Linked DNA regions of Homo sapiens: regions 1, 3 and 4 are each linked to region 2. A link is a loop called in an ENCODE intact Hi-C map of the cell type or tissue named here. Cell type or tissue: A673. All regions are shown on one strand. Region 1 has its middle 130 kb from the start of RGS21. Region 2 overlaps LINC02770 (long intergenic non-protein coding RNA 2770). Region 3 has its middle 68 kb from the start of RGS18. Region 4 has its middle 5.5 kb from the start of RGS21.

Region 1 (8,000 bases), 440 kb after region 2:
CCTGACCAACATGGTGAAACCCCGTCTCTACTAAAAATATAAAAATTAGCCGGGCCCAGTGGCACACACCTGTAATCCCAGCTACTCAGGAGACAGAGGCAGGAGAATCATTTGAATCTGGGAGGTGGAGGTTACAGTGAGCAGAGATTGCACCACTGCACTCTAGCCTGGGCAACAGAGCAAGACTGCATCTCAAATATATATATATCCGTAAGTATACACTATAATTATATAGGACCCTTTACAGTAATAGCAAAATGTTTTTGATCACTTAGTATATGCCAAGCACTATTTACACAGATTGCATTTTACAAAGATGACCACAAAAATATCTTCCACCCATAGGTCCTCCTGCAATGTGACCTTGCCCATTCTTAAATGAAGTCTAGTTCCCATTTCCTTGGCATCTAGGCTGGATGTAGTGAACAGCTGGTAACTAAAAGAACATAGGGAAAGTGACTTCCTGTGAAATCTGAGGCTAGGTCAGAAAAGCCACACATCTTCTACCTCGTTGTTTGGAATGCTTGCTTTCCACATACCCTCTCTGAAGATACTCCCTCTTGGAGCCCAGTCACCATGCTGCAAGAAGCACACACCAAGTGGAGAGAACACATGTGTAATCCCCAGTGGACACCACAGAGGAGCTTGCTATTCAAGTCATTACAACTACGTGTGTATATAAGGAACTCTGCACATGATTACACCACCAGCATTTGATGCATCCCTGGCTATTTGAGCCTTCTGGGCTGAGGTACCAGATATCCCCAGTTCCTAAACCACAGAATCTATGAGCATAATACAATAGTTTGCATTTTATTCCACTAAATTTTAAAAGTGGTTTATTAAGCAGCAATAAATGACTGGATAAAGTTCGTTAACAGTTTTTATCATATAATTTCATTTAATCTTCTAGAGAAACCTATTAGCCAGTTATTATTCTCTGCATTTTACAAAGGGAACCCAGCCTGAAAATAAAATGATTAATACAGCTAATAAATGATAGAGCCACCATTCAAACACAATTACAGAATTGGAAATTGTAAAGACAGCATTATTATACATCCTTTGGGTAAGAAAATTCTGGTAGGCACTGAATAAACATGAAAAGAATATATAAAATAACCCATATTTTGAGATTTCTGTAAACAATGTAAGAAGTCAAAACACATATATGTGACAACTGCTCTTATCTCAAAATCTTTAATTCAACAACTGGGCAAATGGTGCATTTATTCATTAATCAGACTTTCAATAAGTGGCCCCTGGGTGCCTAACATTGTATTAATCAGAAAACCAGCCAAAGGTATAGGCAGAGAGAACAAAAAGTAGTGTAATGAAAGAGAGGGAACTTTCACAAATCACCCATTTGTCCTCTATTCTGGAAGTAAGGTATCTGAAACACTTTGTTAATAAAAGAAACAGATTTGTATTGTTAAAGGTTTGTGGAAATGATTCATCAAAGTGATACATGACTCATGCACAGAAAACTGGATTTTAAAAGAGTACATAAAGTATGGAAGAAATAACCAAAATATGTATGTATGTTCCTGGATGGGAGAGGAAATAAAGGAGAGATACAGAGAGGAGAGTATGCATGGGATTGTTTCTGCAAAGAATAAATGTGTGGCAGTTAGCATTGTGCATGTTTAGAGCAATGGTTTATATGCATAGATTTAGGATTCTACTATCTATATTTTTTAAATATCTTTCTACAAAATCTACATAGATTGTGAAGGAGAAACAGTTTTTCTCATATTCCTGGGAAGAATAAAGATCACCTTTGAAGACACAGAAAATGTTCATATCTCTTCTAGACTTTCAATGTTAAATAGCTCATTTTTTAAGTCAGAAAACATGAAAAAGTCCATGAAAATGGCAGTTAGAGCTGCAGTGCCCAGATTCTATGCTGCCTCTCAGTTTGTCCAGTGAACATCATGGGAGACTTTGTGTTTGGTCAGAATGCATTATCATTACCTGTCTTTAATCTCAACTCATTTAAGATCTTAATTAGTGGAGATAGAAAGTGTGTGCAGGTGTGAGTGTGTGTATGGGTTATTTTAGCATATTGATATGTAGCAGAAATGAGATCTCAGTCAATTCCATTTTCCAGCTTTACAATGGAAATTTAAACACTGTTTGTTACAATGTTGCCATTGAAAATATTATTCCAATTTTATACAATACAAATTTATTTATCTGAAACATTTTTCCTTCGAAGAAACTAAACTACTCACAAAAGTGTTCATTAACCCACATAACTCCAAGATACTGTGTCTTTATTTAGCTGAGCATTTGGTTCTTGAAAAGTAAGTCTTGTTGGCTCAGATGTTAGCATTGCAGCATTATTTGGAAATAAGCAGAAGGTTTGTAAACAGGGGGTTTAAAAAACTTAAAACTTAAACTTCTAGCTGATGAGGGAGTGCCAACCAGCGTATGGAAAGATCAGTGTTGAGTCTAATTTTATTTGGTTCAGTTTATAGATGCGGTGAGTGAGGAGATGGAGAGTTTTGCAAGTACAAGTTAATGTTAATATGCAAAGTGGTTAAGATAATGTTTATCTCTCTAATCTATTAAAATTATTTTACTCCACACCCCAAGAAATAGGAAGAATAGTAATCATTTCATGATAATATTCACATTCGTGATATTAGCAAGTTAATGATGAATTTATACTCACTGTTATTGATCAAATGTGATTGATAACAATATTAACTAGAAAATGCTCACTTTGGGACCATTATTTAAAGTACATTCTGTGTTCTGTGTGGCTTTTTTTTTTCATTCTCCTCTGTCAGTATGAAATGCCTGACATTCATTCATGAAGCATTTCTTAGATTCCCATTATGTGCCAGGCTCTCAGAGGCAAAAGCAAACAAGATACAGTTCTTTCCTCAAAGGATGTACAATTAAATAAAATATGGCAGGTTAGAAAATAAATATGTCCACTGAAAAGGCATAGATGCTGATATAAAACTGTGTAAGGAAACAATGGGGCACAAACTATAGAGCAAGTAACAGGTTTTACCTGGGCAGGCATCAGGAAGTGCTTTAGTAAGGAAGGAATTTTTGAGTGGCCTCTGAACAGGAATGTGCGACAGGGAGCAATTCCAGGAAAGGCGTGGAGACACAGAATAACCCAGCAAGGTTTCTCTGAAGAAAATAATCTACTGCTTTGTGTGGGTTCATGTGTGTGTGTGCTATATGATATATAGATAACATTACATATGACATATATTACAGATACTACTATATGTTTTATACATGACACACATCCATAATATGCGTAAATATATTTATAAAATCAATATACACAATAAATGGTTGTCTGTATATACATACATATACACACGTCAATAGATACATATATGGATTTTGTGTTGTTTAGAGCAAAGTAGTCACATTTTCATCAGCCTCTGGAATGCTATGATCACACATCCCTTCTTCGGCCCTCCCTTTCTGATTTGCTCCTCAGTTTAGTCGTTTAAAATGCTTACCAGGTGTGCTCTCACATTTGACAGCAAAATAGTACCCAGACCCAGAAAATATTTGAAATTTAAATTTTTAATCCTGTTTTTAAGTCATTTACATGAAAATCTAAAAATATCCTTTAAAAGAACATTACCCTATCGTTTTCTTAGAAGAGAATAAAACAGTACAGTAACTTTAGGTACTCTGGCGCCACCTTGTGGTTTCTTTTCATATGACACTGTCCCGGTAAATATTTTTTTAATTTGCTGTAGAAAACTTTAAAAATACTATATCCAGAATCTACAAGGAACTTAAAAAAAATTACAAGAAAAAAATAACCTCATCAAAAAGTGGGCAGAGGATATGAACAGACACGTCTCGAAAGAAGACATGTGTGCAGCCATCAAACATGAAAAAAAGCTCAACATCACTGATCATTAGAGAAATGCAAATCAAAACCACAGTGAAGTACCATCTCACGCCAGTCAGAATGGTGATTATTAAAAAGCCAAGAAATAATGGATGCTGGTGAGGCTGTGGAGAAGAAGAAACACTTTTACACTGTTGGTGGGAATGTAAATTAGTTCAACCATTGTGGAAGACAGTGTGGCAATTCCTCAAGGATCTAGAACCAGAAATAACATTTGACCCAGCAATCCCATTACTGGGTATATACCCAGAGGATTATAAATCATTATACTATAAAGACACATGCACACGTATGTTTATTGCAGCACTATTTACAATGGCAAAGACTTGGAACCAACCCAAATGCCCATCAATGATAGACTGGATTAAGAAAATGTGGCACATGTACACCATGGAATACTATGCAGACATAAAAAGGAATGAGATCATGTTCTTTTCAGGGACATGGATGAAGCTGGAAGCCATCATTCTCAACAAACTAACACAGAAGCATAAAACAAAACACCGCATGTTCTCACTCATAAATGGGAGTTGAACAATGACACATAAGTGGGAGTTGAACAGGGACACAGTGATGGGAATAACACACACTGGGCCTGTTGGGGAGTGGGGGCGAGGGGAGGAAACCTAGAGAATGGGTCAAATAGGTGCAGCAAACCACCATAGCACACATATACCTGTGTAACAAACCTACACGTTCTGCGCAGGTATCCCAGAACTTAAAGTAAAATAAAATTTAAAAAATACTATACCCCAGCATCTGTTCAACAACTATTTCTTAAACATTATATTGGGATCGGAAATATCATTCGCCACTAGGTTTACAAAACAAATAATAAGTGGACATTTTTAAGGGGCTTAATTTCTGGTATGTATTTTGAAGACAGGCCTAGGGCTGAGATACAGACACAATATATTGTTACATTACCCTTTCTAGAAGTGAGAACATATCTGTATTTTATCATCTTTGTAGCAGATTTTTTTTTAAAAAAGTCACCTTTTGGTGACCAGCTGAATGATATCATCTGTTTGAGAAAGCTTTAGAAGCAGTTCCTGGAAAAAGGCTATACAATGAATTATTTTTCTCACTGAATTTTCCAGAGTGCCACAGCAACAATGGTTCAGCACTGTTAGGAGGTAGATCATTTCTCTGCACTCACACGTCAGAAATCCTATGGCACACAAGAGTGGACCACTGACTGCATATCCCACTTCTCATAGTGCTCTTGAGAGCAGTTCCGTCTTTCTGTGAGATACCATATAATAGACTTCTTAGAAACAGGCTGTTTTGGCTCATACTGTGTTTTTACTAAATGACTTCAGAGTGGGGAAAAACCTTTGCCTTGAACTTGGGAAGATGCATAATGAATGGATAGGAAATAGCCCCATAGAAAGCCACTTAGTAAATATGCAGGTCTGACGGGGTACTGGGTAAACAACTCTGTGAAAAGACAATGAAATTCCATGGAATAATCCTATGATTCTATCCAAATTAAGACAATTCATGAAACAGAAAACATTTTTTCTTTCATTTTTCTTTGGCTCTTGGGATCATCTGACATTGATTCAATATAATTTTGTTACAACACAAATACATTAAATAATTATATTTCAGAAGGAATCAAAACAATTTTAATTAGAAAACACTTCTTGAGGACTTTCACTATCCTGAGGATGTTAAAAAATTATATTGACTGCCTCTTCTTGCAACTGTCAAGAGGCTAAGAATTTAAACAAGCAGTTGATTATTTTGAGATCTGCAGTACCATCTTTTCCAATGTTTAATCAAATTGTATAATTGTCATTTTAGAGTAAAAAAGAGCATACTGGTGTCATTTAATGATAGTATCAAGAGCAGAACTCATTTAAAATTCCTTTATCACTCCCTACCCCCAGTGTTTTTCTCTCTTGCCCAGAGTACTTAAAAACTACCACACACCTGTTTCTGCCTCTCAAGTAGGGACATACCAGACTATGCTGTCAATTGAGGAAGACTTTGCCCACTTCAGTTGCCTTACTTGGTAGTGGCTACTTAGCACTCCTTAGATCAGCATTCCCAGTCATCCATTTTTGACATTTAGAAAGAAATAATTATTCACTGTGAAGCAGTGTCTTATACATTGCAGAATATTTAGCATTCCTGGGTCTTATGTGTCAAATACCAGCAGGATTTATCAGCCTTTATTAGAAAACAAAACATTTTCATGCATTTTCAGATGACACCCTGGAGGCTTAGAGCATGAGTACTGACACAGATATGAGGGAAATACTCATTCATTTATTCAATAAGTCTGTCAAACATCTGTGATTATAAATCAATTAACATATTAGGGGTAACTTACTATCTAGTTGGAGAGACAACAAACTAAACATGAAATCACACTTTCACTTATGTAACTTATACACACAAAGTGTTAATAAAAAAAATATTACTGGTAAAATTAGAGAAGGCTATAGAGAGGATGAAAAAAATATTACCTCAGTTTTGAAGGACCTAGAAGAATAGCCCAAGAGAAGAAGAGTAGAACATTTCAGTCACGAGGAATAGAATACGCAAAATCTCAGCTGTATAGAAGAAAATTAGAAATAGCGAGTGTCATTCCAGAGGGACTGAAACAATAAATAGGTTTTGGAAGAGTGATTAAGAGAAGATATTAAATGGCAGGAAAGGGGAAAAGCGAATGAAAAGGAGAGTCGTAAAAGGCAAATTTTGAGCCACCTGTGAAATATGAACGATTTTTGTGTTCCTCTGATTTTCCAATCCTCCTATGGGATTTTACTCTCGTCCCATCATAATGCCTATGAGGGCGAGTGATACCAAACTCTCTTGTCATGCCTGACCCTTCCCCTGATGTTCACATGACATTTCCACTCTCTGCTCCCCATGTTTTTAACAGTTCTGCCCCAACCTCAGACTTAAAAGGTCTATAATGAACTCCTTATCTCTTCGTCTGAACTAGGTTTTGGCTTCTCTGTCACTATTTCTATATTAAAGTCACTAACTTTTTTCTTTCATTCAGATTTCCCTACTGCCAGTTACTGTCTTCTACTTGAATTTTCTTGAACAATATCTCATCTACAAATTTTCCTCATAGATTTCAACTGTTATAACTCAGGAGCCCATTCCTAGGCTACTGTACACCTTCCCTAGCTGGTTTCCCAGCCTCCACTTTCTGCTCTCTTCCATCATTCCTGCACACTGCCATTGGACAGATCTCAATATATTCCTTTGGTTGCTTTGGCCTTGTGCTCAAAAATAGGCTTCAATGACAGAGAAAAGAAAAGGGAAAAGAAAAATCTGCTTATCTCGGCATTCAAGGCTCCCACAATCTGGCCCTAAATGCTTTAATTCCATTAGTGGCTCTCCTTAACTTTCAATGATACTCAGCTGGTAAAAATGTTTTGGTATTAGCCATGTATTGAGCACTTTCTATTACCTGACATTGATGGAAGTGCTTTCTATGAATTTTTTCATTTGACCTTTATTAAACCTTATCAGTGGGTGCTTTTATTTCTCATTTTATAGATGGAAATAAAAAGATTTAGAGATGAGGTAACTTGGCCACCTTTATGCAGGTAGTAGATGATAGGGCCAGAATTTGAAATTTAAATTTATTTCTGATTTGTAATGTCATCCTATACTTCTGATTCGCTCTCCCTCTGTATTAACTACTCTTTAGTCTCTGAAACCGGTATTATTATATCACTTTAAATGCTTCTAAGTTTTTTCTTATCAAAATTCAGCCCATCTTTCAAATCCTACTCAGAAACTACTTTCTCCATAAACACTTCCCTACCAACTTAAGTCAAAGTCACCTCTCCCTCCTGCCAAGCCAGTGGTTTCCAACTTTGGCTGCACGTTGGAATCATCTGTGGAGACTTGATATAATTGGCCTGGAAGCCACCTGGGCATTGAGATTTTTTTTTTTAATCTCTCAAGGTGATTCCAATGTGCAGCCAAGGTTGAAAACCACCACTCTAGGATCTTAAGCAAATTTTAAAAAAATTCTACAGTTCTTTTGTCAATTAAAATGACAGACTGGCATAATTTAGGGACAGATTTGGAGATCAGTTTATTCTGTAAATGAGGATGTTGAATATGA
Region 2 (8,000 bases):
CATTTAGGCTTACTATAAATTTATTTTCATATCAATACTTATTAATAAGAATTAATACTTATGTTTACTGTCAATTTATTTTCACATTAATACTTACAGGAAGTTTGAGAAGTTAACTTTATTTGTTAACTGGCAAAGATCTATATTACAATTTTATGGAAAAATTATCAGATGTAGAATACAACTTATTCTTGATCCTGCCTGTAAAATTTATAATGCATTCCTAAAAATAAAAGAAACCTGAAAATAATATGATACTTTATTTTTCAAACATAAAGATATTTTAAAAGATACCTGGCCATTTTGAATATATGACAACTTAGGGGTAAAACAACAAAATACCTACTGATAGTAGTTTATTAGTATAATTACATGTAACTATTTTAAATAACATATTATATAAATAATTTTTATTTATAAATATAGCATTTGCTTTCCTTTCTAACCTTGTATTAAATCATATTATGTCGGTTTTTGACTTGTAGTATTGGCTTCAATTAATCATCACAGAGCCAATTTTTATATCATCTAACAGTTTTTCAGAGGGCATCCTCTTTACGGTTTCCTCCTGATGCTTTAATAAGAAAAATTTTCTCAAGTCATATGTATCAGTGTGAGTAATATTGGGATAGTCTCCCACCCTTAGGACTTATGACAGAATATTTGGTACATAAAAATCTATTGGTGTATTGCTTTTAAAGGTAACATTTTACAACCTTGTTTATAATAAAATAGATTTGACATTGTAAAGTGGTTGTTCTCGGGTATAACTGCTAAATACATACTAAATTATTTGCTTAATTTTATAATGTTTCCATAAACTAAATCTTATAATCAATGGTGTGCCGATAAATGCTTAAAACTAGCCCTCTGGCAGTGAAGTGGAACAAAAATTCCGATTTGTGCTATTTTCTAATTACCATGGTGTAAATATTCCTACCCTGGCCACTTTTAAGCTGCAAATGTGAAATCAGCTGTCTGGCAAATTTCCAGATATGTTGACTGAGCTTTCCAGAGCCATGGTGAACTAGCTCCAACACACCACCAAAAGACCACAAGCATCTCTCTATCTATAAATTCAATTTGCTTTCACTTTCCACTCCCAGGTATTGTCTTTTCATCCCCATTTCTTCCCTGTCTCCATCTTCACTGGCTCCTTCCCTTCAGTATAAGCTCACTTACAACAACTAAAATTCGCATTTATTCTAGCCCAGTCCCATTTTAATGAAAACAGTTTTCATAATATTGATGTTGCCAGGGCTCAATCTCATCCTAATTCCTCAATTCAGTGAAAGTTTTGTCATAATAATGTTGTTTACACTGCTCTCAGAAGGATCATTAATAAAAAAATCCATTGCTTAATCTGAACATTACTTTTTAGAATTTATTCTATTAACCTTTCTTTGCATTGACATTTCCAAAAGCAAATATAAAAAAAGTTTGATGTTAGAAGTCTGTCATTCTCCTGATCTCAATTTCCTTGTTCTCAAGGTACATCTCTAATGTCTCATTCTTGATTTCTAAACATTAACTGTTAGTGGAAGTGAGATGTAATAGCAACCAGAATATGTGGTTTCTTCTCTTTATGCATATACACTAATTATCATTCTGAAAAAGATATTTAAACTTTATGGTTCTCAAATACTCACTGTAAAATGAAGCTAATAAAACCATCTACAGTCTTCTAAAATGAAGATTAATTGCCAATTTATATTGGGAAACTCATTTAAAAATAAATAACCAGTTCTAGTCATAAAATATTCTTTATTAAATTGTTTTAGAAGCAAAAAAATTGGAAGTTGAATGTATGCACACTAATGTAAAATATACATTCAGATAAATGTTACATTTTACCCCTTGTTTTAAAGACTGAATAATTTAGTTATTTCAGAAGGTAATTTCTCTTTTTGTTATTTGAAAATATAATTAATAATCTATTGTCCCAAACCCATTTATAGTCTCTTAATCCAAAAGCCACCATAACATGAAATTATAGCCTGAAACATAAATAATAAAAGCATTGCGTTAATTCATTTATTAAGTCAATATTCATTGAGCATCTGCTAGTTGCTGAGGATATAGTGGTGAATTTCTTTGGGTTCCTGTACTCATTAAAATTATATTGTGTTCTAGACTTTTCTCATATGGTGATAAATGAACCCATAAGGATTATGTTCTAGAAGATTTATAGCATTGAAAGTAGTAATTGAAGACTGTCATTTCCTGTCTTTAAAAGAAATTAATAGAGTAATTATTTAAGTAGTTTACCTTTTAAATCGAACAAATAGAAATTCTCCAAAGCTATATGAGCATGACCCAATTTGGTAGACAGATTTGCACGATAATGTCTCAGTTTGTTCATCCTTTAGATCATGGGTCCACAACTGCCTTTCCATCAGCCAAATTCAATCCTCTCCTCGTTTGTATACATAAAGTACTATTGCAAGACAGCCATGCTCATTTATTTACGTATTGTTTATAACAGTGTTCTTACTATAGGAATAGTCGAGTAGTTTAAACAGAATCTACTAGCCTACAAAGCCTAAAATATGTACTCTCTGTCACTTTATAGAAATAGTTTGCCCACTATAGAAAAATACTTCTAACCAATCTCAAAATTTTAACAATTTTCAATCTTTATATTGTGTTCAACTTCTAAATGCTTACATTAGAAAAAAAGGAAAAGCTTTACATCAATAACATAAATTCCTACCTCAAGAAACTGGCAACATAGCAACATATATAGGGAATTAATAAGAAACAGAAATCAACAAAATTGAATATAGAAAAACAACAGTGAAAAAAATCAGTGAAACTGAAAACTGGTTCTTTGAAAAATGATCAATAAAATTTATAAACCTCTAGCAAGACTTAAAAAATAAAAAGATAGTAGAAACATATCACCGATATTAAATCAGGGATATTACTACTGACCTTGCAGTCATTAAAAAAATTGAAAGGGAAAATTATAAAAGAACTTTATGCTTATAAATTCAACAACTTAGAAGAAATAACCTAATTCCTCCTAAACCAATAAATATCAAAATTGAAGCAAATGAAATAGACAATCTGAATAGTCCTAAAACCATTAATGAAAATGAATTTATAACTTAAAAACTCTCAAAAAAGTAATATTCAGGCCAAGATGATTTCACTAAAGAATTCTACTAAAAACTTAAAAAGAATTAACATCAATATTATACAACATCTTTCAAAAAAACAGAAGAGACTGGAATACCTACCAACTCATTTTATGAGTCCACAATTACCCTGAGAACAAAACCAGCCAGAAACAGTACAAGAAGGAAGGAAGGAAGGAAGGAAGGAAGGAAGGAAGGAAGGAAGGAGGGAAGGAAGGAAGGAAGAAAGGAAGGAAGGAAGGAAGGAAGATCATCTCTTATGAGCTCAAAAACCCCGATAAGAATACATTAGTCTACTAAATACAGCAATGTATAAACAAATAATTAAATACCATTGCAAAGAAGGACTTATTTCAAGCATGCTAAGCTGACTTAACATTTGAAAATCAATAAATGTAATCCACAATACAAACATGCTAAAGAAGAAAAGCATTTTGGCAAGATCTGCCACTCAGTAAGATAAAAACTCTCAGCAAGTTAAGAGTTGAGAGGAATTATCTCAACTTGATGAAGAACATCTATAAAAAACCTAAAAAGCTAACATCATACTCAATGGTGAAAAAATAAAAACTTTCCTTCTAAAATTGGAAACTAGACAAGTATGTGTGTGTTCACTCTCTTACTCACCACAGTACTGGAAGTTCTAGCTGTTACAATAAGCAAGAAAAAGACGTAAATGACATAGAGATTGCAAAGGAATAAATAAAACTCTTTCTCTCTCTCGTTACAGATATCCATTATTATTTATGAAGAAAATCCCAAGAAATTCACAAAAGAAAAATAAACTCTCCTAGAACTAAGTGAGCTCATCAGAGTCACAGGATACAGATGGGCACACAAAAATCAATCACAATTGCATTTTTCTATATATTTATGTGTCATGTGATGTCAGGGATATGTTCTGAGACATGCGTTTTGCTGTCATGTGACCATAGAGTATACTTACACAAACCTAGATAGTATGGCCTACTACATATCTAGGCAATACGATATAGCCTCCTGCTCCTAGGCAACAAACCCATGCAGTTTGTTACTGTACTGAGTATTGTAGGCATAATGCTAAGCATTTGTGTATCTAAACATAGAAAAGGTACAGTAAAAATATGGTATAAAAATTTTGAAAAATGATATATCTGTATGGGGCACTGACCACGAATGACCTGGTAAGTGAATGTGAAAACTGGGAAATTACTGTACGCTGTTGTAGATTTTATAAACTCTACATTTAGGCTACACTAAATTTAGAAAACAAATATTTAATACAAAATTAACCTTAGCTTACTGTAACATTTTTACTTTACAACTTTATAAATTTTAAATTTTTAACTTTTTTACTCTCTTATAATATCAGTTAAAACAAGCACATTGTTCAGCTGTACAAAATATTTTCTTTCTTTATATCCTTATTCTATAAGCTATTTTCTTTTTTTTACTTCTTAAACATTTTTGTTAAAAACTGAGACACAAACAGAAACACTGTATACTTAGGGTCAGGATCATCAATAGCACTGACTTGGACCTTTACATTTTGTCCCACAGGAAGGTCTTCGTGGACAATATGTCCATGCAGCTGTGTCATCTCCTATAATAACACCACCTCCTGCTGGAATACCTCCTGAAGAACCTGCTTGAGGCTGTTTAAAATGGTTAACTTTTTTTATTTTTAATATATATGTAGAAGCAGACTCTAAAATAATGACAAAAGTATGGTGTAGTAAATGCATAAACCAGAAACATGGTCATTTATTATCAGTATTAAGTATTATGTACTGTATAAAATTGTACTGCTATACTTTTATACTACTACTAACACAGTAGGTTTGTTTACACCAGCATCACCACAAACACATAAGTAATGCATTGGGCTAGGACATTAAGATAGCTTGTCACCTATTCTATCAATATGTGATAAAAATTTTTCAGTTCCATTTTAATCTTATGGAACCACTGCTGTCTATGCGGCCTGTCGTTGACCCAAATGTCATTATGTAGTGCATAACTGTACTAATACTAAGAAAAACTGAGTGTTTGTATTTTAGAGTTAAGCACTGATACGTTTACAAATAAAATAATATCTGACGTTTGTTTCAAAGGAATCTGGATAAGAGGATATGGTAAGAACATATATGAAGTAAGATTGACCATGGGTTAATAATGTTTGAAGCTAAGTGGTAAATAATCTTTGTCCCAACCTTTGTGCATAGTGGTTCTCAAAGATGATCCCTGCACTGGCAGCAACAGGATCATTTGAGATCTTGTTTGAAAAGCAAACTCTGAGGAAACCACATATTTTGTAACCAAAACTCTGCACATGAGGCCCATTAGCCTGTGGTTTCACAAGCCCTTTAGGTAATTTTGATCCAAGCTAATGTTTCTGAATCACTGCTCCAGTATAAATAACATAGAATATTGCATGTATTTGTAGAGACATGACATTTGTATATTTTTAAGTTATCCATAATACAACGAAAAATAATGAAAACACCCAGGACAAATGTTTCACTGGAAAAATTTGAATAAAGTTTGCAGACATAATTCTAATCTTAAACACTTCCAAAAGACAGAAAAGGATCTATTCCCCAACCCAGTCTGAGAGTAGAAAATCTTAGCCCTGGAAGTGAACAAAGAGTATGAAAGAACTATTAAAGCCAGTCTCACTTATGAACAAAAGATCCAGTAATCTTAAGAAGTTAAGTAAATCTAGCATTATGTAAAAATAATAAAAATACATCAGAACGAAGTTGTATTTATCCTAGAAAATGAAAGTTGATTTAACATTAGAAACACTTTAAAAAGCAGGGAGGATTAAAGGAGTTTGTTTATTCTTAATATATTCTGTTTGTTTATTTCAGTGTTTTTATATGAGTATCCTTAAATTTTTAAACTGTGTTAAGATGCATGCTTATACTTGTTTTACTTTTCTGACTGGAAGATAAACCTAAATAAAGGTTGTGAAAAAGATCTTTAAATATTACATTTATTCTTGAAATTCTTGTTAACTTTTATAATTGATAGTTGATAAACAATTAGGAAGCATAAGGCACAATTCTAATAATTCTGCAACTTCCCCCTAGATATTCTTGAAATGCTTATATCCATTGGAATCTGACATTTAAAAAGTTCAAGATTTTCAATAATTTAATACACAAACGCTTAAAAGAGTAAATATAGTTGTGATTAAGAGAAGTTTGGCATTTAAAAATCATAGCAAACTGAAACTTTTCATCTTTTCATTTGTAACACAAAATATTAACTTAAATGATTTGATTTTTCTTTTTCTTTTTCTTTTTTCTTTCTTTCTTTTTTTTCTTTTTCTTTTTTTCTTTTTTTTTCTGGGATTACAGGCACATGCCATCACGCCTAGCTAATTTTTGTATTTTTAGTACAGACGGGATTTCACCATGTTGGCCGGGATGGTCTCGATCTCCTAACTCGTGATCCTCCCGCCCCCGCCGGCCTTGCCTGGGTTTACAGGCGTGAGCCATCTTGCCCGGCTGGTTTGATTTTTCAATAAAAATGCAATAATTATAAATAAGGAATAAAAAGAGTGTCTGTATTATAAAATATAATAACTTTTATTTTGCCTTTCGATATCCCTTTGGTTTCAAAACCAAATGTAATATAAACTGTCAATTTAAAATTGATTTATTAACAAATTATTATTTCCTTATGTAAACATTTAATTATTACACATCTCTGTTATTAAATGGAAAAAGTTGAAGATTGTATGAATATTATAGTTTATGCATGTTATACAATTAAATACATTATATATAGTTTAATAAAATGGTAACCCCAAATTTTAGAAATATATTCAAAATATTATATTTATAATATACTACATGAAAATCAAATTATTTTAACATTATTTAGGGGATTGGTGGATTACATATTGCTATAGTCAATGTTAGAATGCCAAAAAATTTGGAAATCCTGATGTCTATAGGTACATATTATTGCCTCACAAATTGGATTCTTAGGTATTTTTCAGAAATATAGGGTATTTGCAATTGCAAAAAAAAGAGATATTTTTAATTTGAATGTATTCTGGGAATTTCTTCCATTGCATCTATTATTGGTATTTTTAAAAAGAGGAAAATAAATCAGCCTATAGAGATACTCAGTCAATATATTTAAATTTTAGAATAATTTCATGGGCATAATACACAGCTTTGATTCTACTTTGATAAAATATTTGTATGATGGAAAAATTTTAAGATTGTAATGTTCAAAATAAATGTAACAATGGCTAGTAATAGGATAACACAACCTCTAGTAAATTTATTCATTATTTTTTCTTAACTAAACAAAATATAATTATTTCTTAAATGTTTTATACTTAACTGTGTGTGTAGGCTTTGTAAGGGAAAATAAATATATTATTTAAACTCCTTAATTTCAACCTCTGACTTTTCATGCAGGAATTAATTGCATGTCTGCTGCTTCTACTTTTACAAATCTCATTATCCCAGTTTTCACTGGGTGACCTCTTAAAACCAGTGACCATCCCACAAAACATAATGGTGGATGTTCATTAATTTATAGTCTAAAAATAATTATTCACTAAATTATAAAACTCGACTTGTGTATTTGGGCATGTATTTGCATTTTAATCTTTCCCATTGAGTTCTTGTTTATATTCTTTCAAAAATTACACACACACATATGTATAACATATATATTATATGTATTTTACAAGTTTATATTAATTGTCACTAGTAAATTGCCACTTTTTTATTTGCTTTCCTTTTTCTTTAAAATATCTTTGTGTAAGAGAAGTAATTTGTCTAACAGTTGAATGATAGATAAATATTGATATATGTGCTTAGGATTGTGAAGAGACGTTTTCCAATTACATTT
Region 3 (8,000 bases), 220 kb after region 2:
CATCAAGCCTGAAAAAAATTAATTCTTGCTGGAGAAAACCTGTGTTCAAATGTTCTGCTTGACTTCACAGGATTCACAACAGAGCCAGTCAAGGCAGCCATGAAAGAGATTATGCATATGGCAAAAAGGGTGAGGGCTGAAGGGTTTCAAGTTATAGATCTTGGAGAAATTCAAGAGCTAATAGACACCACAACAGAGGAATTAATAGAAGATGACTTGATGAAGATGAATGCTCAGAAAACAAATTGACATTCGAATATCTGGCGGAAGGACTCTAAGTACTCAAGACTGCTTTTGCCTTCTTTTATGACATGGACCTATCTATGATAAAGTTACTGAAACTAAAGCAAATGGTGGGAGAACTGGTATTGTTTAGAAACATTTTTAGAGAAACAAAAAAGCAAAACAGTCAGACCAAGATTACTATGTATTTTCATAAAGTTAAACCAAATGTACCTGCCTCTCCTACCTCACCTTCGACCTTTTCCACCTCTTTCAACTCTGCCACTCTTGAGATGGAAAGACCAAGCTCTCTTCTTCACCATCCTCCTTAGCTTACTTAAGGTGAAGATGATGGAGGTAAAGACCTTTGTGATGATCCACTTTCACTTAATAAATAGTAAAAACGTTTTCTCTACTTTATGATTTTCTTAATAACATTTTCTTTTCTCTAGATTATTTTATTATAAGAGTACAGTATATAAATATAGGTTAATTGTTTACATTATTGGTAAGGTTTCTGATCAAAAGAGGCTTTTAATAGTAAAGTTTTAGGGGAGTCAGAAGTTATACATGGATAGTTGACTGAGCAGGAGATATATATATATATACACACACACACACATATACATACACACACATTCCCCTGCATATATGTATATATATGTGTGTGTATATATATATATAGTGTGTGTATATACACATATATATACACCCTGCATATATATATATCCTGCATACATATACCCCTGCATATATATGTGTGTGTATATATGTGTATATATGTGTATATATGTATATATATGTGTATATATGTATATATATGTGTATATATATGTGTATATATGTGTATATATATGTGTATATATGTGTGTATATATGTGTATATATATGTGTATATATGTATATATGTGTGTATATATATATATGTGTATATATATGTATATGTGTGTATATATGTGTATATATGTGTATATATGTGTATATATGTGTATATATATATGTGTGTATATATATATACACACACACACACACTCCCCTGCTCAGTCGGATATCCATGTTTGTGTGTGTATACACACACACACACACACACACATCTGTATACACATATAGATGTAGTGTGTGTATAAAATATATGTATTTCTTATCTCATAGCAATGCCTTTGATTGTTCTCAGATATTAACTATCTTGAATGAGAAACTGGAAATAATGGTTGACTATCAAAGTCATAACATGTTTGACATATGAAATATGAAACAGGTAATAAGGTGTTACACGATCAAGTTCCCAACAGAGAACAGAGACTTAAAATGTAGTATATGCTTGTGGTCTCATTACATAGGTTAAATGATTCTTCTGGAAAATGCATAGAATTTAGTTAAGAGTTGGTCAGAAATGTGGATATTCAAGGAAGAAGATTTGTATGTTTAATTTATCAACCAGTAAATATATATTGCGTTTCTATTGTGTGCAAGGTTCTCACAAAATTGCGGGGAATCAAAAATATACTAGATACAAGCCCATTTTTTAGTAACTCAAAATCTATTGGGAAAAAATGGTACATATAATACAAAAAGAGCACACTATAATTAGATTCAGAATTCTGGGAATTACATATATTCTGTAACATTTAATCAGTTGTGTGACATTGGGAAATTAATTTAATCTATGAGAGAATGTTTATTCCCTTATAATAACGACAAAAATAATTACACATATCTCATGGTGATTTTGTGAAGATTAAATATAGATATATATGAAACTACTAGCTCATACTAAGGTTTACCTGCTTGCTTGTTGCATTGTTTAACTGAGGTATGAAGACTTAAATAATTCAAGAGTTGAAGAACAACTCAAGGCAGTCACCTAGTTGATGTCAGAGGGAGCATTTCCAAAGCAAAGGCTTCCAAAACAACAACAAAAACAAAAATAAATAAATAAACAAACAAACAGTTCTTTATTTGGATTTTAGCGAATATGTGAGATTTAGAAAAATAAATGTAAAAAAATATTGCCAGTGGGGGAAATATTTGTCTGACTAAGGGCTATGACAAAAATTTAGAAAGACCAACTTAATTAGAATGGAGATACCATTGTGAACCCCTGTAAGAGATAATAGTCTTCACTTTATGGAAATCTAAGGCAGAGAGCATTAATTTTAAATTTACAAGTGTATATAGTGAATGTATCCCAACCTTGGCTATCTACCAGAGTAACAGAACAATGGGAAAAGGGAATTATTTAGTATTTTGAGAGGTATTGGACAGAGCTGAAGCAAATATCAGCATAGTTCTTCTGTTGAGGAGGCCACTGAGAAATAGTTCTCTGGCTGCTGTCCACTGGGTGAGGGTTCATATGAGTCTGTGGACCCATGCTGTGTTTGCTTCCCTGTATTCAGAGCACACAATTAAGATGGATATACTTATCAGCTAACAAAACCACTCTGGTTAGTGGACAAGAGTCAAGTCAAAGTTCCTAAAGCTCCAGCCACTAGTAAATCAGAGACAATAATGCATCATCAGTGGAATTAAAAATGTTAGTTCAACCCTCAAAGTCTTAAAAGTGGTAGGAGTAATGAGTGATTCCCACAATATCCCCATTCATCATATCAATATGGTTGCTGAAAAAGACAGATGAATCATGGTGTGATAATACATTATTATTAACTTAAATGAAGAGTAGAAAAGTTGCAGCTGATGTGCTATAAATGATGGTGCAGATCCACACTGCTCTGGCACTTGTCATGCAGCTCTAGATCAAGAGCTGCAATCAACAATCTTTTTCTGTAAAGGGCCACTTAGTAAATATTTCAGGCTTTGCAAGCCATATGGTCTGTGTCAACTCTGTCATTGTAGCACAAAATTAGCCATAGGCAATATGTAAATGAATGCAAGTGGCTGTATACCAATAAACCTTTATCTGAAAAAATAGATGATGAGTCAGGTTTGTCCTATTGGCCATAGTGTGACAAACCCTGATCTAGAAAATATGGCTTTTCAATTTCTATTAGTAAAGATGTTCATATATCTCTAAATGATGAAGCAAATCATTATCTTTCCCAGAGCTATTTTCCCTTTCCTGCTCTCTATAAAAAAATTTAATCATTTTTACTTTTTGTATACTATCTCACCGAAACTAGAGATTTCCATGGTAGATAGGAATGTTATATGGTGTTTCTAATATGTCTCAATAGAGGTTGGAGTGCAAACCTCAAGGAGAAAACTACTTATCATATGAAAAGGAGATCCTGGTGTGCTCCTTGTGCCTAGTAGAGACTGAGTGCCTGGCTACAGACATCAAGCTGCACTAAAACTAGAACTGCCAATATAAGCTAGATATTGTCACTACCACCACAACGTAAGATAGGATATGCATATGATGAAAATGGTATACTTGAGATCAAACCAAAGGAGATCCAGAAGTCACTAATAATTTACTTGTTACTTGAAGAGGTAGCTTACATGGACAAATTACCTGTCTCTATTACACAGTTGTCCCTCCCTCAGACCCTACCAATGGTCTTGTCGACGTTCCCTGTTCAACTGAAAATAAAGAAAAAAAAATCCTGAGCCTAGTTTACAGATGAATTATCCTGGTATTTGAATGGAAGCCAGAAATGAATATTTTTACACACGGCTCCATAGGGGGTGGTCCTAAAGACACAGAAAACAGAAATCTTCCCAGTAGTAAGAATTTAAGCAATATGCTTAGTCATTTCCTTTTACACAGGAAAAAGTAGTTGAGATGAATATACAGATTGTTGGGCAATGGTGAATGGCCTAGTTAGTTTGTTAACAGACTAGAATGGACAAGATTGAAAAGTATAGTAAAGGAGTTATGATGGAGAGTAATGTGAATGGGACCTGAGTGTGAGTGGACCTGAAGTATGAAGCATTTTGTATATCGCATCAAAGCCTACAAGAAAACATCAGCTACAGAGAAGATGCCGAACAACTAGTTAGATAAAAAAGACTTGTCCAGTAGATGTCATCCAGCCTCTGTCTTTGGTCATTCTATTGCTGGCTCAATTAACTAAAAAGTGGAGTATCATGGTGGCAGGGACAAAAGTTATATGGCCACAAAAGGTATAGACTCCCTTGTACCAAGGCTTTTATTGTTCCAAACATTACTGAATGTCTGAACTTTTCAGCAGCGGAGAACCACTTGGTGCTATGTTGTATACATCAAATCTCTTCTATCATGAACAAATCAGTGATTCATTGTTGGTGCAACAGTTTTTCACTCTGAAATAATGTTTTTCTTCCTTGCCTCAGCACTACTATCTAATTTCTGACAGATTTACTAATGTCCCATACTAAATGATACTGCCCTTAACTAATGAAGTAATTGTATAGCAAAGGAGCTATAACAATAAACATGCACTCATGGGATTCACCAATCCTGTCATATAGCATATTGCCCAAAAATTCACACCCTGAATTTTGGAATAAATATTCAAAGATTCACTCACCTAAGATGAAAACTTGGAAGAGATATCTTGCCAGGTTGGAAAAATCTCCTCCAGGATAAGGTATTAACACTGAGTCAATAACAATTAGATGCTGTTTTGCATCCAGTAGCTAAAACATGTGAAACCAAGAACCACAGGATAGAAATAGAAATGGCTGCTATCTTCACTCTCAGCAATCTACTTAGAGAACTTTTATTTGTCTTCCACGCAACATTAGGCTCTAAAGGTAAGTGAAATATTGGACTGTAAAGGCAGTGTCATACAATGGGGAATCAGGGGATGCGTCGACCAAAAGACACAGCAAGGGTTCCATTAAACCTAATGATATAACTGATACTAAATCATTTTGGGCACCTCATGCCAGTAGGCCATCAGATAAAGTAGTGAACTACTGTCATAATAGGTCGGGTTGATGCTTTATAATAACAGCAAAGAGAGATATGTCTTGGAACTTAAGGGATACACTGGAGCATTGCCCAGTAACAATAGTTAAAATGCAATTATAGCCACCATAGCCAGATAAAAGCAAGGTGACTGAGATTCATAGCCCTAAGGGATAAAGGTTTGAGTCCACAAGGCAAGCAATCTAGGTCAGAAAACATGCTCCTGCGGATGAAGGTAATCTAGAATAGGTGATAAAGGGTTAATACGAAGAATACCAATTATATATTTTAGATTAGTGGCAGCAACATGATTAGCTGTCTCTACCAGCCTTATAGTTTAAGATTTTTAAAAAAATATATAGATTGTAGCTAGCCATCTGCATGGAGTACCAGCAACAAGTATGTTCATTGTGAGGCATGAGCAAATTTAGGAGGTATGAGTGTTGGACAGCAGCAGTTCTTTAGATGCCTCATATCACTTCCCTTGATATACCCGAGTTTACCTGAAGTTGTGGTTTCTGACACAGAAACACTCATTCTCGGACCGACAAGAGCTTGTTTCACAGTAATGTGATACAGCCTAGAGTGGCAGGGATGGAGAAGATGTGCCCAGAACAATCTACCACGGATGGAAGTCTGTGCATGTCCTAAGCTCCCATTGCCTGGTAAGGTAATTCTGAGGCATGTTACAGTTTCTCAGAAATTCCCCCAAAGAGATTGAGCTACAGTTGGTAACAGTGACACATCATTAATTAATGCACATTTTATTGGCTTTTCTCTCCTGAGCCTCTTTTCATTTTCCCTCTTTTTTTGTGGGGAGATGCTTTTTTTTTTCTTTTTTTTTTTTTTTTTTGAGACGGAGTCTCGTTCTGTCGCCCAGGTTGGAGTGCAGTGGCGCGATCTAGGCTCACTGCAAGCTCCGCCTCCCGGGTTCACGGCATTCTCCTGCCTCAACCTCCCAAGTAGCTGGGACTACAGGCATGCACCACCACGCCCAGCTAATTTTTTTGTATTTTTAGTAGAGACGGGTTTTCACCGTGTTAGCCAGGATGGTCTAGTTCTCCTGACCTCGTGATCCGCCCGCCTCAGCCTCCCAAAGTGTTGGGATTACAGGCGTGAGCCACCGCACCCGGCCCCCGGAGAGATACTTCTTAAGATTATTTTCTAAGTGAATTACCTGTGTTAAAACCTTTGTTTCAAGATTTGCTTTTGACAAAACCCTATATAAGTCAGAGAGTATCTCAAAATACATAAAGTACAAGTTAAATGCATGTAGTAATATGAATGTATACATACATATAACAAAGCCAGTTACATCACTTCATATGGATACTGAGTATATGCCCTCTTCTCAAAGCCAGGTCTTGCCCAGAAGTGTGTATTAAAGGAATACGTGAATCTTCCTCTGATCCTCACAATAGGAAACATACTAAAACTCTTCCAACCCATAATGAATATAGACATGATATAATTAGATCAGCAAATCAAGCAGAGAATTTAAGTTGTAAATGGAAGACAATTAAAATGGCTCACATTATTCATGCTGAGAAACTGATCCTAGACAGCACTTGGCATTGCAAGGATTGTTATGAGATAAAAGGGCAAACAGCCTGCACAGTCTGACCAATATTACATTCACCAACATGTTCTTGGAAGAGCTTTTAAGAGAGGAAAATTCAACCTACAAAATTAAACAGTGAAAAACTGGCTCCTTCTGTTTAAGCAGAAAATAATTTGTTTATAAATTTTAAAAGCTCTGAAATGTTAACTTATATGTACCATGGTTTACTAGGCACCAGGAATAAGTTAAATGCTTGTACATGTGCACGTGAACTGAAATAATGCGTGAAAAACTAAGTCTTTCCACATTTTGTGGAAACACAAGACCCAATAAATTGCTATTTTCTACCTATATACATGCTTTATAAAAGCCTAAAACTTCTCCAGTTGTCATGCTTTTGACATTTGAAAATTAATTTCAAAATAATTTGCAGTAAAACAAATGTCAAAAACGTACTGTTAATTAAAATAGAGAGGAAATAAAAATGATAGAAATGAAGAGCTTAGAAAAGTCAAGAAAATGATTTAAATATGTGATATTTTCAAGTTGTTTGGTCCAATTTTATTTGGAATTTACTTAACTATTTTATTTTACCTGTCTTTTTCTTTGCACCGATTCTCATTCTTGTGATTCCCTTTTCTACAACCATGATGTTAAAAAAAAACTACTACATTTTTAAGTTAGTTGGTTTCTTTTAAAATTATTGTTGTTGTTTAGCTCTAAGTACTTTCCTTTGATGGCAGATATTGGGTGGCTGGAGGTGGGAGTAGAAAAGGGGTTTAGATTAGTAACTTTATTAGGATGCAAATGCTATAGTAATAAGGCAAAGGGAAGAAAATGAAAGAAATATTGAAAACTGTACCTTTCTTTGTATCTAGTCTTTGATTTAATTTATATTTTATAACAATTTCGGAAATCAGATTAAATTACTTGTAGTAAAAACATAACAGAATCATTATACTTGTGGTCTTCCAATCATTTAAAGTGCTATTATATTTTTATTAAAACCCAATAGTTTGCACCAAGTAAGCAAACTTTATAGAAAGAAAGTTATCTTTTATGTTACTTGCAAAATAAGAAATTATAAAAAAAAGTTATCTGGACTTTGTTTTAAGCTACTGTCCAGAGTTAATGTTTTGGCTAATATACATCTCCATAAATGTATCAAGTTATTAATATCACTGTATGTTTCATATTGGAGAGGGATTAGGCAACCTCAGAAGAGAAGTATAGAATTATTGCTGAATATTAAATTTTATAAAGAAGCAAACATTTTCACTACTAATAAAAAACAATGTGTCTACAAATGACACAATTCTTGCAAGAATTATGTCTTAAATGAAGTGCCCTAGAGATACTCTGTCC
Region 4 (8,000 bases), 300 kb after region 2:
CTTGCAAAGAGTCTCAAGGAATCTTTTACTTGGAATAGTCAAGTGTTTATGAAGTGATAGAAAATGTATTAGTGTTATTCTGTTAACAATTATGAAAAGAGTAATCAGTTCGATTTCCAACTAAATATTTACTGAAGTGTAGCACATATACAGAAAGGTAGGCAAATTGCAATAATTTTATAAAGTACACATTCCTGTGTAAAACCATCCAGATCAAGGAAGAGAAAATTACCATCTTTCTAGAAGCCTCCCTCATGAACTCCTTCAGTCAATACCTCTCCTAAAGGTATTGCTGTTTCTGCCTCCATAGACTAGTTTTGACTGCTTTTGAACTTTATATAAATAAAATTAAATTATAATATTTACTTGTTTAGTTTCTTTTTGTATATGTATTTTGACACAGTGTGTTGCTGTCGCTCAGGCTGCAGTGAAGTGGTGCCTATCAGGGAAACCTGCCCCCAATATTTCAACATAGGTTCTTGCTATTTTCCCTAAGTGTTGGCTGGTCCATGAAATAAAAAGAAAGAGTACAAAGAGAGGAATTTTACAGCTGGGCCACCAGGGGTGACATCACTTATCGGTAGGACAGTGATGCCCACCTAAGCCACAAAACCAGCAGGATTTATTAAGGACTTCAAAAGGGGAGGGGGTGTATGAACCAGGGAGTAGGTCACAAAGATCACATGCTTCAAAGGGCAAAAAGGAGAACAAAGATCACATGCTTCTGAGGCCAATAAAGATCACAAGGAAAAGGGCAAAGCAAAGATCACAAGGTAAAGGGGAAAATCAAAAACTCCTGATAAGGGTCTATGTTCAGCTGTGCATGTATTGTCTTGATAAACATCTTAAACAACAGAAAACAGGGTTCAAGAGCAGAGAACCTCTCTGACCTCAAATTTACCAGGAAGTGGTTTTTTCCTCACCCTAATAAGCCTGAGGGTACTGCAGGAGACCAGGGTGTATTTCAGTCCTTATCTCAACCGCATAAGACAGACACTCCCAGAGCAGCCATTTATAGACCTCCCCCTAGGAATGCAATTCCTTTCCCAGGGTCTTAATTATTAATATTCTTTGCTAGGAAAAGAATTTATTGATATCTTCCCTACTTGCATGTCTGTTTATAGGCTTTCTGCAAGGAGAAAAATATGGCTCTATTCTGCCCGACCCCACAGGCAGTCAGACCTTATGGTTGTCTTTCCTTGTTCCCTAAAATCGCTGTTATTCTGTTCTTTTTCAAGGTGCACTGATTTCATATTGTTCAAACACACGTTTTACAATCAATTTGTACAGTTAGATACAATTATCACAGTGGTCCTGAGGTGACCTACATCCTCAGCTTACAAAGATAACAGGATTAAGAGATTAAAATAAGACAGGCATGGCCGGGGGTGGTGGCTCATGCCTGTAATCCCAGTGCTTTGGGAGGCCAAGGCGGGCAGATCACGAGGTCAGGAGATCGAGACCACCCTGGCTAACACAGTGAAATCCCATCTCTACTAAAAATACAAAAAAATCAGCCAGGCACAGTGGTGGGTGCCTGTAGTCCCAGCTACTTGGGAGGCTGAGGAACCCAGGAGGCCGAGCTTGCAGTGAGCCGAGATAGTGCCACTGCACTCTGGCCTGGGCAAAAGAGCGAGACTCCATCTTAAAAATAAAAAATAAAAAAATAAGATAGGCATAAGAAATTATAAGAGTATTATTTGGGAAGTGATAAATGTCCATGAAATCTTCACAGTTTATCTTCCTCTGCCACAGCTCCAGCCAGTCCCTCCTTTCGGGGTCCCTGACTTCCCACAACAGGTGCCATCATGACTCATTGCAACCTGTACCTCGTGGGTTCAAGCAATTCTCCTGCCTCAGCCTCTGGAGTACCTGGGACTACAGGTGCGCACCACCACGGCCTGGCTTTTATTTTCTTTCTTTCTTTTTTTTTTTTTGGAGAGACAGTGTTTCATCATACTGACCAGACTGGTGTCGAACTCCTGGCCTCAAGCAATCCTCCCACGTTGGCATCCCAAGGTGCTGGGTTTACAGGCATCAGCCACCGCACCCAGCCTCAATATAATCTGTAATGCATTCATGTTGTTGCATGTAGCAAGAGGTCATTCTTTTTCATTGCTGTATTCTTTGTATGACTATTCTACAATGTATTAATTCTTTCTTTCATAAATTCACATTTGGATTGTTTCTAGTATAGTGTTTTTACAAATAACACTGTAGATGAAATTCTGATGCATATCTTTTTTTATACATGTGTATATGCAATTGTTCTGGATAGATACCTAGGAAAGAAATTACCGGGTCATAAGGTTTGCAGATGTTCAGCTTTAAAAGATACTTCCAACCAGTTTTGCAAGATGGTTGTAACAATGCACACTTCCATCAAATCTGTGTGAGGGTTCCTGTTGCTCCACAGTCTTGTTTTTAAATTTTAGACATTATTGTGGGTATATAGTGATTTCATTTTTATTTCTCTAATGACCAATATTGGTGAGCATTTTTTCATATGTTTACTGACTATTTAATATATTCCCTATATATGCTGCATGCACAACTTCGGTCAGATTAAGTATTGCAAATATTTTCTCCAACTCTGTGTCTTGTATGTCCTTTCACCCAATTAGTTTTATTTTATTTATTTATTTATTTATTTGAGACAGAATCTTTCTCTGTTGCCCAGGCTGGAGTGCAGTGACATGACCTCGGCTCATTGCAAGCTCAGTCTCTCAGGCTCGAGTGAAACTTCCACTACAGCCTCCTGAGTAGCTGGGACTACAGGTGCTTGCCACCACACTGGAGTAATTTTTAAATTGTTGTAGAGATGGTATTTCACTTTGTTGCCCAGGCTAGTCTCAAACTCCTGGGTCAATGCAATCCTCCCACCTTGGCCTCCCAAAGTGCTGGGATCACCACACCCAGTTGAATTTATTTTTTTCAATTACTTTATACATAGAAAAAGAGAAAAAAAAACCTTCTTTACATGGCAACAGATAGCCATAGTAAAAAAAAAAAAGAAGATATCTTAAATTAATGATCTCTAGTAGGAGCTCAATAAATATATGTTGAATTAATCAATAAATGATGGCACACATTTTAGTTCTGTTCAATAAAACCCTTATCAAAATATTTTGCCTCATTATTTTGTCCAACATAGTAACAGCAATTTTCTAGAAAAAATAATCATGATCAGGAGAATTTTTAAATACCTCAGAGGCCTCTGAATTTCCCACTGACCAAAGAAGAGAAACATGATATCATTCTTGAAATTTTTAAACACCTGTTGGCAGGTATTTTTGAAACTATAAATCCATGTAAATATAACATATATTGTTTATTTTTAACATTAATTTTAATTCTGAAAGATACAATTAAGGAATTAAACATTGATAAAAATTATTAAGTAGTAGAACAAAAAATGGAAAACGATTGTATTTCATTGGAGGTACTTAGGACTTTGGAACGAGAATATTTACGTTAAAATCAATGTTCACAATCATTCTTAAAAGATATAAGATGATGACTACTCAATTACCATTTATAATTTAAAAAATAAAACTCTTTTCAAACTGCCTGGGAATTGTACTGGATTAAACTAAATTGATTGAAACCTGGATAAAAATCTCCATAGCAAGCATGAATGTGAATAAAACACTGTATGTACGAACAATTTCTTTTGCACTTTGAAAATTGCATGGTTGGAGGAATATACATAAATCTGTATAAACAAAGCAACCATTTAAAAAAGTCATTTTAATTTGAATACTTCTTATAGCCCTTAAATTTCAATAGTTTCAGTATATTAGGGAATCTATTAACATTTCGTCTTGTCAACTCTATCATGTCATAATATATGTTACTTCTCAAGGTAAAATAATAAAAAGGATCATTTAAGAAATGAGACACTCCTTAAAGACTAGCCTTTTAAGAGTGGCATAAAATAAGTGTATCTGCAATAATTTCACTCATATGGTCAACCACTGACATCTATTGGCAAAAGTAGGCAGGCAGGGTTTGGTTAACTTATGAAAGCAGATAAGTTTTTTTTTTTTGATTTTTTGTGGGAACATAGTAGATGTATATATTTATAGAATACATGAGATATTTTGATACAGGCATAGTTTCATTTTTTCATGAATATCCACAGGCTTTTCATTCCCCTATGCCATCCTTTCTCCCTAACTTCCCTCTCCCACTGAGTACTGCTTCCTTGACTTTTTATTTAGTGACCTCTCTCCAGTATTTTAATACTTCTAGACAATAATGCATTATCAAGGTGCCATTACATTAGCCAGCTTCTGGGGGTAACATATTTCATTTATACATTTAATAAATATTTTTAAGAATCTCTACATGCTGTAAACTGTTTTAGGTGCTATGATACAAAAGTAAACAATACAAACAAAAATCTAAGCTTACCTGGAGTTTTCCATTCAAGTAGTCAAGTAGTAAGAGAGAAAATAAACAGAAAAACAAAATAAATGGTATAGTATACCAGTTGGTAATAAGTGCTATTATATGTTATGGATAAAATAAACTAGGGAAGGGGGAAGAAACAATTAGGAAGGAGAAGCTGCAGTGTGTTAGCCATGTTAAGTGTACTGGTCAGAGAAGCCTTCATTTGACATTTAAGTAAATCAGGTGCAGTAGTAAGCCATGGGAATAGCTAACTGGGGAAGGAACACTCAGAAAGAAGGAAAAGCAAGTGTAAAGATGCTTAGGAATAAGGGTGCTTGGACAGGTAGGAAGGCAGCAAGTAGACCAATGTGACAAGAGTGGAGCAAGCAAATAGTTGTGTAATGGGAAACCGTATCAGCGAGGTGGATGGGGACATATTCTGTAGGGATGCTCAGGCCACTCCAGGACATGTTGTTTTTTGTTTTTTGTTTTTTGTTTTTTTTTTTTAGATGGAGTCTCACTCTGCTGCCCAGGCTGGAGTGCAGTGGCATGATCTCGGGTCACTGCAACCTCCACCTCACAGGTTCAAGCAATTGTCCTGCCTCAGTAGCTGGTGGCTGGGATTACAGGTGCCCGCCACTACACTCGGCTAATTTTTTTTTGCATTTTTAGTAGAGAAAGGGTTTCACCATGTTGGCCAGGCTGGTCTCAAACTCCTGACCTCAAGTGATCCACCCGCCTCGGCCTCCCAAAGTGCTGGGATTACCGGTGTGAGCCCGTGCCCAGCTGACACGGCTTTAACTCTGAGCAAGATGTAAAGCCAGGGGAAGGTGTGAGTTGAGGAGTGATATGATCTGACTTGCATTTTAAAAGTACCCCCCAATTGGCCACACTGAGAATACACTGCAGGATTAAAACCCAAAAAGCACAGAGGTAGCTCAGAGACAACTGTAGTAATCCAGGGAAGAGGCAGTTTAGACTTGAATCAATATAATGAAGATAGAGGTGAGTGCGTAAAGACATGATTATATTTTGAAAGTAGAATCAAATAGGTTTGATAAGTGAATGGAAGGGGGAAATGAAAGAAAAAGAAGGGGAAAAGAAAAAGACTGTTAACAAAGCCAAAATTATGTCCTCTCTGCAAGTAAAGATAAACCATAATGGGAAAGCCTGAGATTATTCTTTACTTTTTTGCACTTACATATGTGATAAGTTAATATAATAAAAGAATCTTGTAACATTCTGAACTCAAAGACACTGAATTACTCTTTCATAAGATTTTTAGGGCCATGGGTGTTACAAATGGAAAAGTCCATTATCTTTTCAAGTATATTTCAGATACATTACAAAACACACGATTTGAATTTATTGTAACACTATAGTATTGAATTGTTTCCCATGAGCATTTGATAAATATGTTTTCCAAAGCCTCTTCCTCAAGTCATAAGACATTAATTATTAGATCCCCATTTAACTATAAAATTCTAATTGATAAGACTACTTAGAAAAAATATGATATGACATTCTAATTAGAGCATCAATAATATATCCAGATTTAAATCACTAAGGAGGTATAGACCTTCAATAACATATTTCAATACTGTTTGTAATTTGGATGCTTGATTTATTTCAAAAGTGTCTGTTGGCTAAGTTAACTGATAGCTACCTCTGCATCAGTTATGAAATCCGGACATGCAATCAGCAGCTCCACATGAGACACTCTGGGTGGCACACTCTAATTTCCTTGTATTTCCTCCAACTCTTTTTATATATCTAAAATTGGCCATATATCTTCTGGCAAGCTATTGCTTTATCTACCATATACAGAACTTCTTAGAACAGTTCTAAATTCTATCCTTCAAAACATTTTCTTGAACTTCTTGGCAAAATAATTTTTATTCAAAAATCTATCTCTTTACTGTTTTTATTATACCTTTTCTTTTATGATATTGTTTCCTTAGACAATCCAAATTCATTCTTTCCTCACCCCAACCACTATATTCACTTTAACTTTATGTGCTTAAATTATTCAATTCTAAGTGAAGCTATCTTAGAAATCAATAAACTTAGTTTACAGAGTATTTCCAATGCAAATAATTGTTTAAAACTGTAGTGTATATGTGCATGTGTGTGTAGTCTTGTAAGAAGCATTCAAATTTTATTTTTCGTTTCTTGTTTCTGACCTTCCATTTCCAATATCTTTTGCCTCTCACTGGATTGTGAATGTGCCCTTTCCCTACATCTGAAAATCTTTCAACCTTCACCATTCATTCTAAGAATCAGCAATATGTTACGTTTTTATAGAACCTTTCTTCCAGGGAACAGAGAGTGTTTCACATATATTACCACATTCATCCTTAAAATTTCTCTCACAACACCCATAGCCCTGCTTAAACTATGATTCAGTTGAAACCTCAATCTGTATCTTTAGTTCTTTCTTCCTTGACTGCCTTTCCTATAAACTCTGTAAATCACATTTTTAGAATCCTGCATCTGTAGAAAATATGCATAATTCTATCACTCAGGTGACCTTTCTTTCTAACCCTGTGCTCAGAATTCACCATTTCTATTTCAAAACTTTGCCACAGGCCAGCTAGTAGGCTTTAGGTTACTAAGGTCTTACTACTTCTCTCTGTAACTTCACTTTTTCTTTGTAATAGTGAAATAATCTGACTTGATTATCATACTGTGATTACCTCCTTTTTTTAACTACGTCACTTAAATTTGCTCTAAACTACATTTGTGTCCCTTTTACACTTGACCTTAGCCAAAAGGCTGAGAAGTGATTGTGTATTTTAAATGTATTTTCTTTTTTCAATAATGATTAAAAATCATCTTCTAAATTTTATTTTTATGGTCATATGAAATTTAAGTATTAAAATAGTTTCCTTAGCAGTAATAGCTAACATGTGTTAATGTTTACCATGTAGTGATCACTTTGATAAATGCTTAGATGGTACCTCACTTAATTCTTACTATAATAGGTATAAGAACTCAATCCTATTTTCTATATATTACTGGTAGAAAAATAAAGGTTTTTAAAGGTTATCTTGCACAAGAATGTACATAGTGTGTAGCTGAACTCAGACTTTGACTAAAGTAGCCAAAGCACATCCCCATTTGTCATTTCTCTAAACATTTTCTCTAAACAATTACCGTAAATTGAGAGTTAAAAAAGTAGTATAAAATTTGTTTACTTGGATGAGACTACCACTACTCATAGGTTAAAAATAAATCAGACTTAAAAGTAAGTCATTACCTCTAATCAGAATTAAAATAATTCATTACGTTCAATATGCATTTCAAAATGAAATCAAAATCATTACAGAGAACTTAAGAGGTAAGAGCTATTATTCTATAGAGGATTTGTTTTCTATTTTTTTCCCTGAGCTATCTAGTGCCCCATTTTGTTTTTGTTTTGTTTTGCTTAATGAAATGGCATACTTATACAGTCATGTATCAATTAACAAAAGGGATACATTCTGATAAATATGTCATTAGGTGATTTCAATGTATGAACATCATAGAATGAACTTACAAACCTAAGTGGCATAGCCTATTGCTCCTAGGCTGTAAGCCTGTACACCATGCTACTGTCCTGAATA

What was found. Hi-C counts contacts between places; a loop is a spot of excess contacts. Peaks named below come from ENCODE experiments on the same cell type or tissue, not always from the same donor. Only the 100,000 strongest peaks of a DNase experiment are listed, where the experiment ranks them.
Region 1: it touches region 2 in a loop (11-fold over the local background); 23 of 110 quality-filtered maps call a loop at or near these places.
Region 3: a loop joins it to region 2, with 7 times the contacts of the local background. A loop is called at or near these places in 3 of 110 quality-filtered maps.
Region 4: it touches region 2 in a loop (8-fold over the local background); 16 of 110 quality-filtered maps call a loop at or near these places.

The regions. Positions count from the first base shown.
Region 1 is chr1:192,442,363-192,450,362 of GRCh38, forward strand. No RefSeq gene overlaps it. Among named protein-coding and RNA genes, the nearest start is that of RGS21, 130 kb to the left of the region's middle. In A673, a CTCF peak has its summit at 3,691 (motif pointing left); a DNase peak (open chromatin) is centred at 3,669; H3K27ac peaks cover 2,179 bases.
Region 2 is chr1:192,005,160-192,013,159 of GRCh38, forward strand. LINC02770 (long intergenic non-protein coding RNA 2770) reads left to right here. Exons shown (of 10, transcript NR_186758.1): 10 at 4,680-6,101. Among named protein-coding and RNA genes, the nearest start is that of RGS18, 150 kb to the right of the region's middle. In A673, no CTCF peak of the experiment used is centred here; DNase peaks (open chromatin) are centred at 992, 2,212, 3,322 and 3,452; H3K4me3 peaks cover 310 bases; H3K27ac peaks cover 5,934 bases.
Region 3 is chr1:192,221,997-192,229,996 of GRCh38, forward strand. No RefSeq gene overlaps it. Among named protein-coding and RNA genes, the nearest start is that of RGS18, 68 kb to the left of the region's middle. In A673, no CTCF peak of the experiment used is centred here; DNase peaks (open chromatin) are centred at 3,065, 3,495 and 3,865; H3K27ac peaks cover 3,446 bases.
Region 4 is chr1:192,307,504-192,315,503 of GRCh38, forward strand. No RefSeq gene overlaps it. Among named protein-coding and RNA genes, the nearest start is that of RGS21, 5.5 kb to the right of the region's middle. In A673, CTCF peaks have their summits at 3,991 (motif pointing left) and 6,115; DNase peaks (open chromatin) are centred at 3,978 and 6,108; H3K27ac peaks cover 3,818 bases.